Regions from separate parts of the Homo sapiens genome. Here region 2 is linked to region 1. A link is a loop called in an ENCODE intact Hi-C map of the cell type or tissue named here. Cell type or tissue: OCI-LY7. All regions are shown on one strand.

The links. Peaks named below come from ENCODE experiments on the same cell type or tissue, not always from the same donor. Only the 100,000 strongest peaks of a DNase experiment are listed, where the experiment ranks them.
Region 2: a loop joins it to region 1, with 9 times the contacts of the local background. A loop is called at or near these places in 2 of 110 quality-filtered maps.

The regions. Positions count from the first base shown.
Region 1 is chr6:88,608,539-88,616,538 of GRCh38, reverse strand. RNGTT (RNA guanylyltransferase and 5'-phosphatase) reads left to right here. Exons shown (of 16, transcript NM_003800.5): 15 at 2,144-2,267; 16 at 3,657-6,642. The coding sequence ends at 3,820. Among named protein-coding and RNA genes, the nearest start is that of RNGTT, 350 kb to the left of the region's middle. In OCI-LY7, no CTCF peak of the experiment used is centred here; DNase peaks (open chromatin) are centred at 1,978, 3,238, 3,718, 4,588 and 3 weaker places; H3K4me3 peaks cover 6,427 bases; H3K27ac peaks cover 7,866 bases.
Region 2 is chr6:88,176,980-88,184,979 of GRCh38, reverse strand. No RefSeq gene overlaps it. Among named protein-coding and RNA genes, the nearest start is that of CNR1, 15 kb to the right of the region's middle. RefSeq lists enhancers at 1,024-1,587, 6,862-7,061. In OCI-LY7, CTCF peaks have their summits at 4,745 and 4,956; DNase peaks (open chromatin) are centred at 5,099, 6,199, 6,629, 6,909 and 1 weaker place; H3K4me3 peaks cover 4,088 bases; H3K27ac peaks cover 4,353 bases.

The DNA of each region.
Region 1 (8,000 bases):
CGTCAATTTTTTTTAAAAAAAAAAGGAACAAAAACTAACAGGTGTTAAGGATGTGACATTGGAACCCTTGCATACTGTTAGTGAGAATGTAAATTGATGCAGCCATTATGGAAAACAAAGGGGTCCTCAAAAGATTAAAAATAAAATTATGATCCAGTGATACTGCCTCTGGGTGTATAGCCAAAATAATTTAAAACCGGATCTCAAAGAGATATTTTCACACCCACGTTCTTTGCAACATTATCCAAAATAGCCAAGAGGTAGAAGCAGCCCACGTGTCCATTGACAGATGAATGGCTAAAGAAAATGTGGTGTATACATACAGTGGAATATTATTCTACCTTTAAAAAGAAAGAATTTCTGTCACATGCTACAACATGAATAAACCTCAAGGACATTATGCTAAGTGAAACAAGCCAATCACAAAAGGACAAATAGTGTGTGATTCTGTTAATACTCGTATGAAGTATCTAAAGTAGTCAAAATCATAGAAACAGAAAGTAGAAAGGCAGTTATCAAGGTCTGGGTAGAGGGGAAGGGGGGCAATTAGTGTTTAGGGAGTATAGCATTTCAGTGTTGCAAGATGGAAAAGTTCTAGACATACACTTAGCATTGCTGAACTGTACACTTAAAAATGGTTAAGATGGAAAATTCAATGTTTTTTTACCACAGATTTTAAAAAGCAATGTTTCATTGCCTAATTTTATATTTGGTTAACAATTTTACTGATTGTTCTATGTCCCAGGCACTTTCAATTATTATTCTTTCAGTGACCCAGTAAATTAGGAACTTGTTCCCCATTTTAGAAATTAGGAAATAGACACTGAAAGGTTTAGAAACTTATTTCTGTTAGACCTTACATGTGGTATAGCAAAACTGTGTTTACCTAACTGAATGAGTTGTCCAATACTTGCATATACACAGTGTTTCCAAAATAAAAGAATGGGTCCCTAGAAAGCAAGGCAAGAGAATTGAGACTAAAATAATGAATATTTGAGGATAAATTTGGCAAGTTTGCTACTTGGAATATCACTTTTTTGGGCATGTCTAGTTCCAAAACCACTGAGTGTATTGCACCTGTTGGATTTGTTGAAAATGCAGATGGTACAATCAAATGTAAAGGGAAAGGAATATAGTTTGAAAGTTTTTATGAAGACATGTGCTGCCTAATCTGCGAATTGAAAGCATCTTTTAAAAACTTACTTCTCGTCATATTCCTAGGTGGTAGTGAATATGTGGGTAGAAAAATGAGAATGTTTCAGATAATGCTAATGAAGTTAAATGATTGCAGTCTACCATATTGTGAGGAAAAGTTGTTAGCCATGAAAGATGAGGACAGAATTAAAATATTACCATGACTGGCATTTGATTTGAAAACTACAAAGATAAGCTTAGGTTCCTATTTATGAAAACCATTCTCACAGCCCAGTGAAATATCTTTTAAAAGGTTCGTAGTTACCATGGATACTTGTTAGCTTTGATAGAGTATCCATATTCAGTCATCTGAGGTGAAGAAGCCAAAAAACCCATCAACTAATGTCACAAATAGCTTCATCTGTAAATTTGTACTAGTTTGGGGATGGAAAGGCTAAGTTTCCTGAAGATTAGATTGTTGGTTAATTGTCACTGCTTGGAAAGCAAAATATTTAGGATGTACATTGCCTGAATTTGATCCTAGTATTCACTATTGATATGTAACTTTTTCATTTAACTAGTACACGGCATTTCTTAGATTTTAACATAGGAATTTAGATGGTTAGACCTTTCTGAAAGTTGATGAAACCTAGGCAGTATACTCAATTTCTGAAAGCCGTAGAGACACAGACAATATTGAAGGTATTGGTCCCCATGGTAACATATTTGCATTTGGCCCAGCATGGCTGGTTTCTGCCTAGCTTCTTTTAATTGCTATATATTGACAGCCATTTTCACAATTATTTATAAAATGTCGGATAAGTGAGCATGTGTACAAGGGAGTGCACACCATACCTTAAGCTTGATTAGATACTTCAGATGACAAAGAGCTCTCTGCATGAAGAGTTACTGAGGTATTTTTATCATTTCCTAATGTGCCTGTCACATAGTAGAAGCAAAAAGCCTTTCAAGTTATTTAAATATTTTCCTCAATTCTCTTTCAAAACAGGTGACAAAAGAGCTGAAACAGTATGACAACAAAATTATAGAATGCAAATTTGAGAACAACAGCTGGGTCTTCATGAGACAGAGAACAGACAAAAGTTTTCCTAATGCCTACAACACTGCCATGGGTGAGTATGACAACTTACCAGTGCTTATTATATTTAAAACAAAAATTAAGGTGTTAGACCCAAAGTGTGCTGCCTTTGTTGTTTTGCTTAATGGGGCATAGTCATTTGGACTTCATCCTTGTTTGATGGGAAAGATACGTCAAGTCTGTATTCTGTTTGGCTCCAGTTGGCTTGTAGGTTCTACTCTCTAAACTGGTGATCTTGTGCCCATGCACCCAAAAGAGAAGTTTAAAGGGCAGGATACTGGGCTGTATACAAGTTGAATTTATTGAACAACAACAACAACAGAAACCATGATAATTTCAGATCTATTCAAAACTATAAAAACCATTGTTTGCCAGATGGTAAAAGACAAAATTATCAGGGGAAAATGTAATTTCCAGCTCTTAAAATAGCTTTATAAACAATGGAGAACAAAGTAAACGAAAACCATTTAAAAAGACAAAATCTGCTATGCTATTCTTCAGAGTGTTCTTTGGGTACAATATGAATGCTTTGGGAATTCAGAATAGTAAGTTTCTTTCATGGGGAACAACACAAATTAATTGAAGTTTATAAGGTATACCACTACCAGTAGCAGTTGTTGTTCTGGATTGCATTTTTAGTGGAGTTGAAAAAAGGTAAAAACCAAGATAACAGGTTAATCAAACTTTACTTTTAGAATGTGCAGTTGATGAGGAGGATGATGATGATGATATGATAAGCTAATGAGAAAATATTGAAATTGCCAATTTCAGCTTTGCAGTTTAAAAGTTACTGTTGTACATTTAGGAGTTCTCATTGGAACTAGCATCCATGTTCAGACAAGATGAGTTAATTTCAAAAGTCAGGATGATTAAGCCAATGTCTTTTCTTCTAAGACCAAATAGGTAAATAAAATGAAAAGGACTGGCACTAAATTTTGATAAGAGAAGATAATATGGTCTGCTAGCTACAATGAAACCACCTATTCAACAGGAATGGTGGCTGGTGCCATGTTTTATGTTTCGTAGAGTAGACTTCTTTCTGAGAGAAAGATTGAAGGACTATAGTGCACGTTTTCTGTAGAAGTTTTAGTTGAATACAGACTATGGTGCAATGTGTTGTGTTAGATTAAAATCCCATAAAAACTGGTTTGGGAGGGATAGAAAACCGTGGGGAAGACATGCTTATAGCCCAAACATTTAAAGTTTTGGTTTAAAATTAATACTGCAGTAAAGAGTAGCCATTAGACAAGCACATATTTTGGGTGTAGGGTAGGGAGGAGATAGTTCAATGTGAAGCACATCACTCAAATGGGTAAAATGGAAAGTATTTAGTATATTGGGATGAAAACCTTTCTCATAAGCCTGTGGTGAGTCAGCTGCCTTAATTAACCCTCACATGAGACCTGTCTCCCTTTGTCCACAGCTGTGTGTAACAGCATCTCAAACCCTGTCACCAAGGAGATGCTGTTTGAGTTCATCGACAGATGTACTGCAGCTTCTCAAGGACAGAAGCGAAAACATCATCTGGACCCTGACACGGAGCTCATGCCACCACCACCTCCCAAAAGACCACGCCCTTTAACCTAAGACCTGCCTGTGACTTGAGGGTTAAGAAGAAAGAGGAATGAGGAAAAAACGCTGTTGCCCATTTTTGTAGCCAGAGAAATTGAAAAACGACTGTGGCTTGATGTTGATACACATTTGAATTTTTTTTAAAAAAAGAAAGTTATCGTAGCCAGCCTGTAAATACTTGATGCATTCGTTTCCTCAGTGCTGCAATACATCGTGGACTTAAACATCTTATTTATCTGATAAACTCAGCCTTACCTTGTGGAATCTGAAGATTGAAATATCCAAAGGTTTAAACAAGATGGAAATCAATGAAAAAGAGGCCTTGTTTATATATGGGTAGCTTCACATTTAATTTATAAAGTTAACAATCTGGAAACTGTGAGCCCATAAAACAGTATTTTTTAGAAGTTGTGTTACAACTGTAGCAAATTTTCCTTTTAAAAAATCCAGGCAATGGCATTAAACATTCTTGCTATCATTTACCATGGATTTCCTACATTTCTGAGATCCCTGTATTCAAAAACAAATGACAGGGTTGTTAAGTTGTACTATATTAAACAACTTGGTCTGGTTTATATCATTTTAACAAGTTTTTTGGAAATGTAAAAGAAAAAAGTAAAGCTCCATTTTTGTGAATTGCATTGTTTCTAAAGGAAGTATTTTGAGTATTTTCATCTGTTTGTATTGTTTCGACTATGATATCAGATATCCAGTGTGTCCATTCTGGCAGTGGTTTTGAGTTACTTCATGGAACTTGGACATACACCACCAGGTCCTTTATGTGTTGTTCTCCTGGGAGACTTCTTTTTTTAAATGCCAGGGCTACTTCTGCTTTACCTCAGTGGTATCAGCACATTGTAAATTACGTTAAAACACACAACTCACTGTGATCTATGGGAGTGATATCAAATACAAACGATGTTGTGTTCCTTCTCTCGAACAAAACAGCAAAGGGAATGCCAGCTAACTTCTTTGATTAGAAGGTAATGTCATGGAATAGAATGCTGTCACCAGAAAATGCTCTCCCACTGCTAGATAAATGCAGAGGCAAAGTGTAGACATCTGTAGGAACTAAATATCAAGGAAATCAAGACATTTATTTTCAAAGCGAGAATTCTATCTACATTCTATTCTGCGGATGTTATTTCTGTTATACATCTGAATTTTAAAATGTTTACTGATAGATAATGGATTTAAAGGGCGGCTAATTGATTGTCTGCCATTGTTGATAAACTGTTCTAATTGGTTTGTGAAAGAACTCTGAGAATTAGCTAAATGGAGGCTAGTGTATTTATTTTTAGAGGTACATGTTTTAAGTAAATGTATTTAAAACAAATTTTCATGGTCTGAATTGTATATGTAAATGCATATCTGTGTAAGTATATGCAAGTGTATATTCTTCTACTGATTCAGTCAGACACGAAATCCAACTGAATTACCCGGTAGACTGAATATCTGACGGGATTTCTATATGGACATAGCACAGATGAACCAAAAATGTATTTATATTCACCTGAGTTTTAATGTTTTTAAACAAAGTTTTCTCCTGCAGTGCTTTTCTATATGAAATAGTTGAGTCAAGCTTGGGCTTTTTTCTTCGTTGTTCCCAAGTCATGTAATGTATAGTGAATTTATCCAAAACGCCATTGTAACGTTTTTTACTAGAGTGTTTTTGCACATTTGGGCGCTAAAGGGATTAAAACAACTGATGCCACAATGACTATTGAAGGAGGGAAAATTCTCAAGGTTCCATAGTATCTTTTACAAAATGGATTAAAAAAAAAATGCCTATGCAACTTCAAATAGTCTGATGCCTGCTTCCCCAGGACGAGTGACTCTTCCACGGTGTGCTGCTTTCCCTCCGAGCCTGTGGAAAGGCAGAGCCCTTTTGCAGATACGAAAGCAAGCTTTTGCCAATGATCTTTAATGGAGTTAAAATGTTTATGGTAATTGTAACCTTTCAAATGAGTTACGTGAAAAGAGCATCTCACTTTTAATACACCCAGATATTTTCTTCAAGTCTTTGTGCATTTTAGCAGGACTTAATTTTCTTAATTTATTCTTTCCTTTCAATTATAGTGACATAGAGTAGTTGGCCTTATAAGTAGATCCCATTTAGCCCCTGAACATAATACCATCTGCAGTATTATAAAAGTCATTTAGAAGGTCAGGGGGATAATCTAGAGGCAGGATTTTGGACATTGTGAAGGAAATGTGCTCCTTCTCAGCTCACTTCAATAACTATTTTCTGAGACTGAAGTTTTTTAGACAAGAATAAGAAAACTTTGCTTTCTTCAGTTATCACATGTGAAAGCTTTTGCTTTTTGTTAGGAAAAGGTGTGGATGACTCTACTGCGTGGATGGTTACATTTGCTTTCCGTGAAATGCTCAGAAAATGTCAGGACATTCCTTTTCCAATTGTGTGTCAGTGCGTATTGTAATAAAACTACTGATTTAAATTAGCATAAGTGTATCTACTTTGTTTTACTGGTGATACTCTTGTGTCCCTTCTATTGCTGGCATCACATCCTACTGCTGTCAGCCACACCCAGTGTAATCCATCTGGCTTTGTAGAGATTAGCATAAAGACTTGGAAAGCCTCTATTTTTCTTTCTGAGAAACTGAGAAATTTGATTGACACAGGGGGGTGTAGTTTGAACCTTTTATTTTTGAAGTGGAGAGGAATGGGAGAAAGCACATCTTTATATGATGTTTATATTATTTCTCTTCATCTAATCTTAGCAGTCTACTGTATGAGTAGATATTCTGTTACATTATTTTTAATGCATTTAAATTTTTTAGAATACTCAGCAATAGCAATAAATATTCTGAAATGATGAAGTCGTGAACTACCAAATTTTTTTTTGCATTGCATTTTTATAGTATGGAATTTGCCATCTTTAAATGTTTAAATAATACCACCATTTTGAACTCTGCATATAGTTTTTCCTGGCCAAAAAAATAACCTTGGAAGCCAAGAAGCAAATACTCCCAAGTGGGAGGACACATGTGGTGGAGAAAACTCTGGACTAGACTCACACAAGTCCAGGCTCTGCCTCCTGTTGGCTCTGTTCTGTCTAGATCCTCCCACACACACACCCCCATCCACCCCTGCCATTTTGTTCCATCTATAAAGTGGCAAATCCCATCTGTCACACTGGGCTAGATTATTTAAAAGCCTTTCCAGGTCTAACCATGATTCCTGTGTTAAAGACAGTACTTTGAAAATCTCCCATATTCACCATAATAGCAGTATAACCATTATTGATTATTCACCAACTACCAAGACTGTCCTAAACATAACCACTCTATGCAGGCAGGTACTGTTACCAACCCCACTTTTAGATGAGGAACCTGAGACTAAGTTGTGAGCTGAGATCCAGACATAGGTCTTTTTACTCCAGCACCTACATTTTTGCACAGTCCTCTCCCAAAGGCTTAGTTACATACAGTCCCTTTGTGGAAGACTGATTTCATGCCAGGGGGTCCCAAACTAAGACATTTTTTGGGTGCTAACAGGGTAATAGGCTTTAAGCACTTCTCTCTAATAAAGAAGGTGAAGTTGGGAGCACAGAAGTAAATACACTTTAGGGCCTTATTTAACTATTTATTTAACAATACTTAAATGTGAGTGACTAAGCAGCCATGAAGGGGAAGTTTAATGTTCTCATTAAGATGCTAAATTCTAAAGAGGTAATTAGGAAGAAATAAGTGATTAAATTACACACTGGGCTAACATTTTCCTGATTGTCTCATAGTTAGCTGTCAACTCTGCTGCTTTGGCAGGTCATTGTCAGCCTTGGTTAATGCAGATGGGCCCCTTCCCTCACCTGACTGATGTCAGGTGACCACTCTGCAGTATCAGGAAGGTGGTAGTGGAGCAGACTCTGAGCAGGGGCCACCTGGTCTCCAGATTTCACATTTCCCAAAACCAGGGCATGGATCCGGGGTTGCCAAATATTTTGCCATGTCAGGGCATTAAAAAAACAAATTATCTTGCCATTATTTAGTAAAACTAAGGAACTCTTAACACACAAAAAGGAAGTAGGACATATTTTAGAAGACAGGCCTTTATATAGAAGAAATTTTGTTTTATGAAAGATTCACTCCATTGTCCTTTGCTTGTATATTGCCTCCCTAGCTGATGAAAACTTTTTCATGAACTGGTGTTGGGAATCACTGCAGAGGTGGAATT
Region 2 (8,000 bases), 430 kb after region 1:
CTTTGAGTTCTGCACTTTAATTTCTTCTCAGAAGACTTTCCTTCATTCCACTTAACCCATTAGTTTAACACAGATTCACTTCAATGCACAATTAAATTTCGCTATAGTGTGAAGGAGTTTAGAGATAAATGACATATAGTTGAGGGAGAAAACATTACAACTATAAGCTTAGGTTAATCAATTCTCTTGGCATGTCTAAAACAATAAATTCTTTCAAGTGGCCCCTGTTGACACTTCTCTTTCAGATGACAAGAACTCCATAAATGGGAAGTTTCATTTCTAATTCAGTGACTTTTTGTTAGTTTCTTTGGCGAAGGGAGAAGGGGAAAAGAGGATAGAGTTATTGACCCCTTTGAGAATCTGATGCTTGCTAAAGATCTGATCTTCTCCCCACAGAGGCAGAGACACAGAGACACATGCATTTTTACACACAATTTCAGAGGCGCATGGACCTCTCCTGTTTTACTTCATTTCTGCTTTCCAGTCCAAGGACAATTTCTTGCCTTTGAGCCCCTTTCTGCTCTGAAAGAATAAAGTCCAGATTGAACCCAGCAACAGAATGATTTATTTTGGCTTCCAAAAAAAAAAAATCATAATCTTTTCAGACCTGTCCTCACCCACCCCAACAGTGGCTGTGGCCTCTGAGTCTACCCAGGACTTTCTCTCTAACCTGACCTTCTGTATTAGGCTGTCCTAGCACTGCCAAAAAGAAATACCTGAGGCTGGATAATTTATAAGAAATGAGGTTTCCTTGGCTCACAGTTCTGCAGGCTAAACAGGAAACACATCACTGGCATCTGCTTCTGGGGGCTTAGGAAGCTTAAAATCATGGCAGAAGGTGAAGTGGGAGCAGGCACATCACATGGCAAAGGCAGGAGCAAGAGAGAGAGTGGGGCAGTGGGGAGCCGCACACTTTTAAATGACCAAGTCTTACAAGAACTCACTATCTGGAGGCCAGCACCAAGGAAATGGTGCTAAACCATTCATAAGAAATCCACTCCCTTGATCCAAACACCTCCCACCAGGTCCCACCTGCAACACTGGGAATTGCATTTCAGCATGAGACTTGAGTGGGGACAAATATCCAAACTATTAATATATCACCTTCTAAAACGCTTTCCTGTGCTTGCTTCCTCACTTGCCATCTCTGGAATACCAGGCTCTTCTCTTAACTGCCTCAATGCTACAAGAAGTGTCCCTGGCACTTAGAAGTTCAGTTCAACCCTCCTTCCCCTTTACAATTGCTCCTGTGGGGAGCCACAGTAATGACAGGATAATGACAATTCCACAGTCTTTCCTAGCAAGCTTTAAACCACTCAAGGCCGCTCCATTTACATTTTAACAGGAGAATCATTAGTCCCTTGATGGAGAGAGTTTAGCTCTTCAATTCACTGCAGCTTTTTTTAAGCAGTGGGGAACATTTTATCACAAACTCAGATAAAGAAGATAAAGTGTGACTTAATAGCTCCCTTCATGCATATATTTCATTAGAGACTACTCTGTTTTCATAGCTACCAAGAATCACATTATTTTCATAACTTGAAAATAAGTTCAATCAGCATATTTCTTATCCAACCATTTACTTTTTCCCACAAAAGTGACAGGATGTGAGAGTTAAGATTCTGCATATTAAAGTCCAAAGCACTCTTGGTTTTTTCTTATTTTTATTGATAAATAATATAGAAAGCTGATTAAAATTACATTGCATAAATATACCTTTATACATGACATGCATAGAATACTTAATTACACATTTAACTATAAATATAAAAATCTTATTTTTCCAGAGGAGAAGTAACTTTGAACAATTCTAATTATTGATGATCTCATTTTAGGCTATATGTACCTTATTACCAAGCACATTTTGTGGTTATTTCCCTTTTTTGTGCTACTTTTTTTCTTTGTATGTCCCTTAAAGAATTATTAAGGATAATGATTACTGAAATGTGTGTCATGTTAAAAAAAAATTATTCTCACACTTTTGTTAAGAACAGTAAGGCAGACTTTACTCAGGATTCCTTCAATGGGGTTTTGCAGTAGAGGAGAGAAATTGGGCTTGTTCCAAATACAGCCAGGAAAAGTGGGAATTTACAGCCAATGAGCAGAGTTGGGGGGTTCCACGGATGGAACCTCACTAAAAGGGTAGTTATATTAATCTGTTTTCACACTGCTGTGAAGAACTGCCTGGGACTGGGTAATTTACAAAGCAAAAAGGTTTAATTGGCTCACAGTTCCACATGGAAGCCTCAGAAAACATAATCATGGTGGGGGGGAAAGCAGGCACATCTTATATGGTGGCAAGAGAGAGAGGACATGAAGGAGGAACTGCCAAACGCTTATAAAACCACTGGATCTTGTGAGAACTCACTATCAGGAGAACAGCATGGGGGTACCATCCCCATGATCAAATCACCTCCCTCCAAGCCCCTCCCTCGACACATGGGAATTATGGGGATTACAATCTGAGATGAGATTTGGGTGGGGACACAGGGCCAAACCATATCAGTAGGGTAATTCTTCACTAAACTGACATAACAAGATTCTTCTGAAGGCAGGCCAGGGTGATTAGATGTCACCTGGGACATGGTGGGGGATGGGTACAGGTAATTTGATTAGATATGGAGGGTGGAAGACTCTGTGTAAATCGACTTGACAGGATTCTTGCCCAAACTGGACTCTACCGCAAGGATGGAGACAGAAGCCCAAGGTGGGTCTAGTCAAGCAGAGGGCTCAGAGGAGCCTTATTAAAATTTTGTCAAGGAGAAAATCTTTGTTAGTCAATACAAGATATGCCTTTTAATGTAGAACTATTCAAGAATTCCCTATGCTTTCTTCATTTGAATAAACAAATTTAAAAAGAGATTTTTGACAAGATATTTCCTCAGTAATTTCCTCCAAATTTCTGGGAAACTAAACAGTTAGCTGCACTATTTCTCTTACCATGATAAAGCATAGAAATGAAAGGAAATGAAGAGTGGAGACAGAGATAGTATTGCCAACTGGCTGACAGATCTTTGAGAATATGATTCTGATGGGGCTGAGGATATGCTATCCCCAAATATGGCACCTTGGTGTTTGAGAAAACTGCAGAAGCAGGAACGTCTCTCTCTGACCTTCTCCCACCCTTCTCCCCTGAAGCAGGCTATTAGTTCTAGAAATGGAGTTTCTGACCTTCACCTGAATAGGCCATAAGACCTTCATGTGAGCTCTGAAGACCCAGAGAACAAACAAGCTTTGCTAAGCTCCTCCTGGTTTACCATCATTAGACCATACTTCTTTTACCCAGTCATACTTTTCCACAACTATCCATTTCTTCATCAAACTCAGGAATGAAAATACACAGGTTTCTCTGACTCTTTCGATCTTCATTTCTGAAGGCTACTGTGTCATGCAAGACTTATATTAAATAAGTTTGTATGCTTTTCTCCTATTAATCTATATCTGTCTTTTGTTATAGAAGCCTCAGCTATGAACCTAGCAATGGATAAGAAATCTTTTCTCCTCTATGGTTCTCATTGACAAGGATGATAAAGGCATTAATATTAAGTTTATTAGTGACACTTTGAATATCCCCAAACATAACAGCAAAGTTCTGAGGAGGAAAGGAGATGATCCAGGGGTCAAGTGCAGCACATCAAATCAAAGCTCTTTTCAGCAGACAAGTGGGGAGATAGGATGCATCATAGCAACCACACTTCCCTATGGTGCTTTGAATACAGTTCTCATCAAGGGCTTATTTAATTCTCTAAGTCTCTACCTGCTTCCCTCTGGGACTGCCCAGTCAAAAGCATGGGTCTGAATACATTTTACTTGTTTTTGTGTCCCAGTGCCAGCTCCTTAATGGACGATCAGTATATACTTCCTAAATGTATATATAACATCAGTTCCCTGTGAACATTTTCTTAAGACTTTTAGTTGTTAGGTTATTTTAATTAACTCTCGTATCATGGTTGCTCAATACCTACTGGGTGCCAACCTGATGGTACATGGTACATATTACTGATCCCTCTTCCTGGATTTCTCCTGAGGTGCTGTGCCTGATTAACATCTACTCACCCTTCAGTCTCAACTAAGACCCCACTTCCTTCCAAGCTCTCCCTAATCATGCTGAACCAGGTTCTTCCCTTCCAAGGTATACCTGTAGCACCCTGTGCTTCCACTTTCCTTACCATGTGAAGAGACCAACAGCCCATCAAACTGGTATGGAGATACTTCAAAGTAAAGACATCTGAGCTGCAGAAGATTCAGAAAGAAATCTTTGAATTTCCTTCATCTGACAGTGTTTTATGAGAGTCAGCTGCCCCTGAAGCCCCTTTGGGGAGGTGTCCATTCAAGAAGGTAGTGGCCTTGCACAACAGGACAATCCAAAAAAATGGTGTGAATGAGCCCCATCAGAACCTTTCAACCTTTGAAACTCTAACTTCTGCCCTTCTTATTAGAGACTAATAGACTGTCTTACTAGACTAATAGTCTAAGAGACTCTAACTGTTCTGGGAGCTACTCTCTATATAAGGTACTCCTGCATGCCTAATATATTTTTCTCCTATTAATCTGTTTATTGTCACTTAATTCACAGGCCCCCAACCAGTAGGACCTGAGTTGGGAGAGGAGAAGTTTTTCCTCCCAGCACATGACACTGTTCATTACAAATTAATTTTAACATGAATATAAGCTCAGAGAGCAGAGATTGAGTTTGTCTTACACTCATTGAATCATCTAGAAGTTTCCCTAAGTCCTTGCTTATCCTTGACTATTTTTTTACTTCATTCACACATGAACAACAAATTAATGTACTACAGTATTTTTGAATATGGAATCCGTGTACTATAGTATTTTTTTTTCCAAAGCTAACTGAGTATTTCTCAATTGAACTAGTTATTTGATCCTTGATAAATATACTCCTTATTCAAGTCCTCACCCAGCCCTCCAAATCCATTCAATGTTTCTCTACCTTGCTGTGACCACTAAAAGGCTCACAGCTGTTTTCTGCCTCTGTTGGCCCCCTTGCCTGCTGGCTCCGGGCTGGGTTCAGGCAATGGAAAGTACCAGCAGGTGATCAGAGGGCAGGAGGGGAGAGAGAGGTCAGAACTTACCTTTTCCCCATTTCCCCTAGCCCAGTGCAGAATCTCTTAACAGCAGCTGTGTCCCTTTGTGATTTTAGAACACATACAGGGCCCCTGCTCTGCTAACTTTACTTCCTCTTCTTGTTTCTTTAGCCCAAGAGACATCAACAGGTTGTTGCTAGTCTCTGGGTGCCTCACCTTCCTGTTTGCTCTTTTAATCCTTTCGGTAAGTAGTGCCTTTATTAAAGTCTCTTCATGAAACCATCAGAGGTGGTTGCTGTTTCCTGCAGGAATCCTAACAGACACAGTAGATAACTTGGTGGGTTGTTGTTGGTTTTATTTTGTGTGCGTTGCGGGCCGGGGGCGGGGGCAGGAGTAGGGGGACAGGGTGGTGAAAATGTCTAGGATTTTTACATTCTGTTAATGATTGAGCATTGTCATTGTTTTGTTATGACAAAACAACGTGAATGGGAATGTTATTCACACCTTCAATGTCCAGATGTTTACACTGAGTTTCTCTGGATCTTTTCTTATCTTAACACTTTGATCTTTGTTTCTGGCCCAACAATTCAGTTGTCTCTTTTGGGAATTCTATATTCCTTGATTGAATCTCCGTGATCTTTTCCCCATATTTTTAAATCTCACTCATCACCTCAATCTTTTACCCATTTCTTCTGTGTTCTGGGAGAGTTTTGCAAATTCTTTTGTACTTCACTAACTGATTTTCTTCTATTGGCTGCTTCCATCTCTGTTTTAAATTTGGCAGTCATGATTTTCAAATTCAGGCAATCCTTAATTATTTTAGATGTTTATTCAAGTTACATAAATGCAATTCTCTCTTGAATCTTAACAAGAAGACAAATCAGTTGTTTTTTCAAAACAGTCTACTGAAAATGGCTGTTCTCTGAGTTGGATCATCACCCTCATCCCCCACATTTTTTTGGTTTAAAAATACATTTGTAGGCAACATGATTTTTCTGTTTACCTATTGTCCAAAGAATGCTATATGCTTGCCAGTTTTGCTTATAGTTGAGTAAAACTTGAGATGGTCCCATCAAAAATATTGATATATTTGTACAAATCCTTTCAGAGGGGTATTAGGGGAAAAGCCTTCAGAAGATAGTCAGTTCTTGGGTCCAGCATGGAGGCAATCAGAAATGACCTGGAGCTTGAGTTGCTGCCAGAAACCATGTTTTATTCCTTTTTGTATTTCTAGCACAATATCTGATAATGAAGATTTGATGGATAAACAAATGACTGAGTTCAAAGTTAAAGAGTTTTAAAAGTAGTCAGTGGAATAAATTTTCCATATTAAGAAAAAAAATTAAACTTTTAAATATTCATCATTTTAGCACACTGTCAACAAAATTGTGGGTTTAAAGAAAAGATTAATTTAATGTTTTTAAGGTCCAAAGTGTCATTTTTATTAAAATGCCATTGTTTTCTAAGTTCTGAACCAGTATTCTTCTTCTCTGTACTTAGACAGAACAAATATGCAGATGAGTCATCCAACTTGCAAAGAGGCCATGGGAGGCACGATGAGGTCAAGAAAAGAGCAAACTGACTTAGTGAGAGAGACCAAAGTTCCACTGCCATCTTCCAGCTGTATGACTTGCATATGCCATTTAAATGAAGTCTGGGTTTTTTTTAATCTGAAAAATTTGCCTTATCTACCTCAAAAAAAGGGGATGAAAATGCATCTTAAGCATGAAGTGTTATGCAAATCTTGGTTGTGGTTATTACTATAATTTCATGTATTGATTTTAAACAAAATGTACTTTGAGTTGGAAGGTAAAAAATATGAAAGACTCTAAGAATGGGTAGGCGGGGAACCAAATGATCTGTGGCCACACTGAAGGTAGAAAAAAAGGAAGTGAATTTGAACTAAAGAAGCAGAAGTTGAGAAAGTACCAAAGTCTTTGACTTTCAGAGTGACCGAACACCAGCATAGTTCACCAGAGAAGATCAGGAATGCTGTCTCTTCTGAAAGGGTACCAAAAAGAGAGTAAACAGATCATTCTATATTGATCAAGGAGTGGCAAACTGACATCTGCAGAACAAATCTGATCCCCAGATGAGCTCTATTTGTTCAACAAAGATGTTGTCGTTGTTACTTTTTTTATTGAATTTGAGTGCTTTGGCGCACCTAGTCTTTCTGCCACTGTAGGTCCCACGACTTTCTGTTGCCTTATACTCAGCCCTTTAATTATTCAAGATACCTGCAGAGCCCTAGAGGCCTTTGAGGTTATCACTTCTACTGAAGGCCAGTGCCCAAGGTTGCTGCCCTGCTATCTCTCCTCCTAAGTTTTCCTAAATGTGTTCTAATGGTCACTATGCCTGCAGCCTGTCTTCTCTCCACTCCATCTAGCATATGATAAGATAAGTCCTTAAGTCTAAACTTCTCAGCCCAATATATGATACCCTTTAAGAAAAGTTTTCAAACTTCCACTTTCAGTCTCATCTCCTGACTTATTTCCACACTTTTCTCCTTTAAGTCCTCCAAACTTTCCATTTGCTAGAGACATCATCCTTATTTCTACTCTCAGCCTTACATTTGGTGTTTTCTATGACTTGAATGCTTTTTATTATTCAGAGCCAAGGTCAAATCTCATTCCTATGAGGCCTTTCCTAATTTTCTTTCACTACCCAAACACTCACTTTAGGAAGAATTAGTTACTCTTTTTTCTGTGTTTCCACATGAATCTATCCAATTCAAGGACTTCTTTGCATGTAAATCTCTATATCCATATTTCCCTACCACACTGTAAAATCTTCAAGGCCAAGGACTGCATCATATTTATTTTTGCATCTATCTCAGGTCCTAATACAATGGTTATACTATGATTGTAACTGAGTAAGAGTTATGGTGGATACACAATTTTCAGCAGATGTCCACAAAGGTAGATAAATGAAGAAACATAGGAAGAGTGCCTGTTA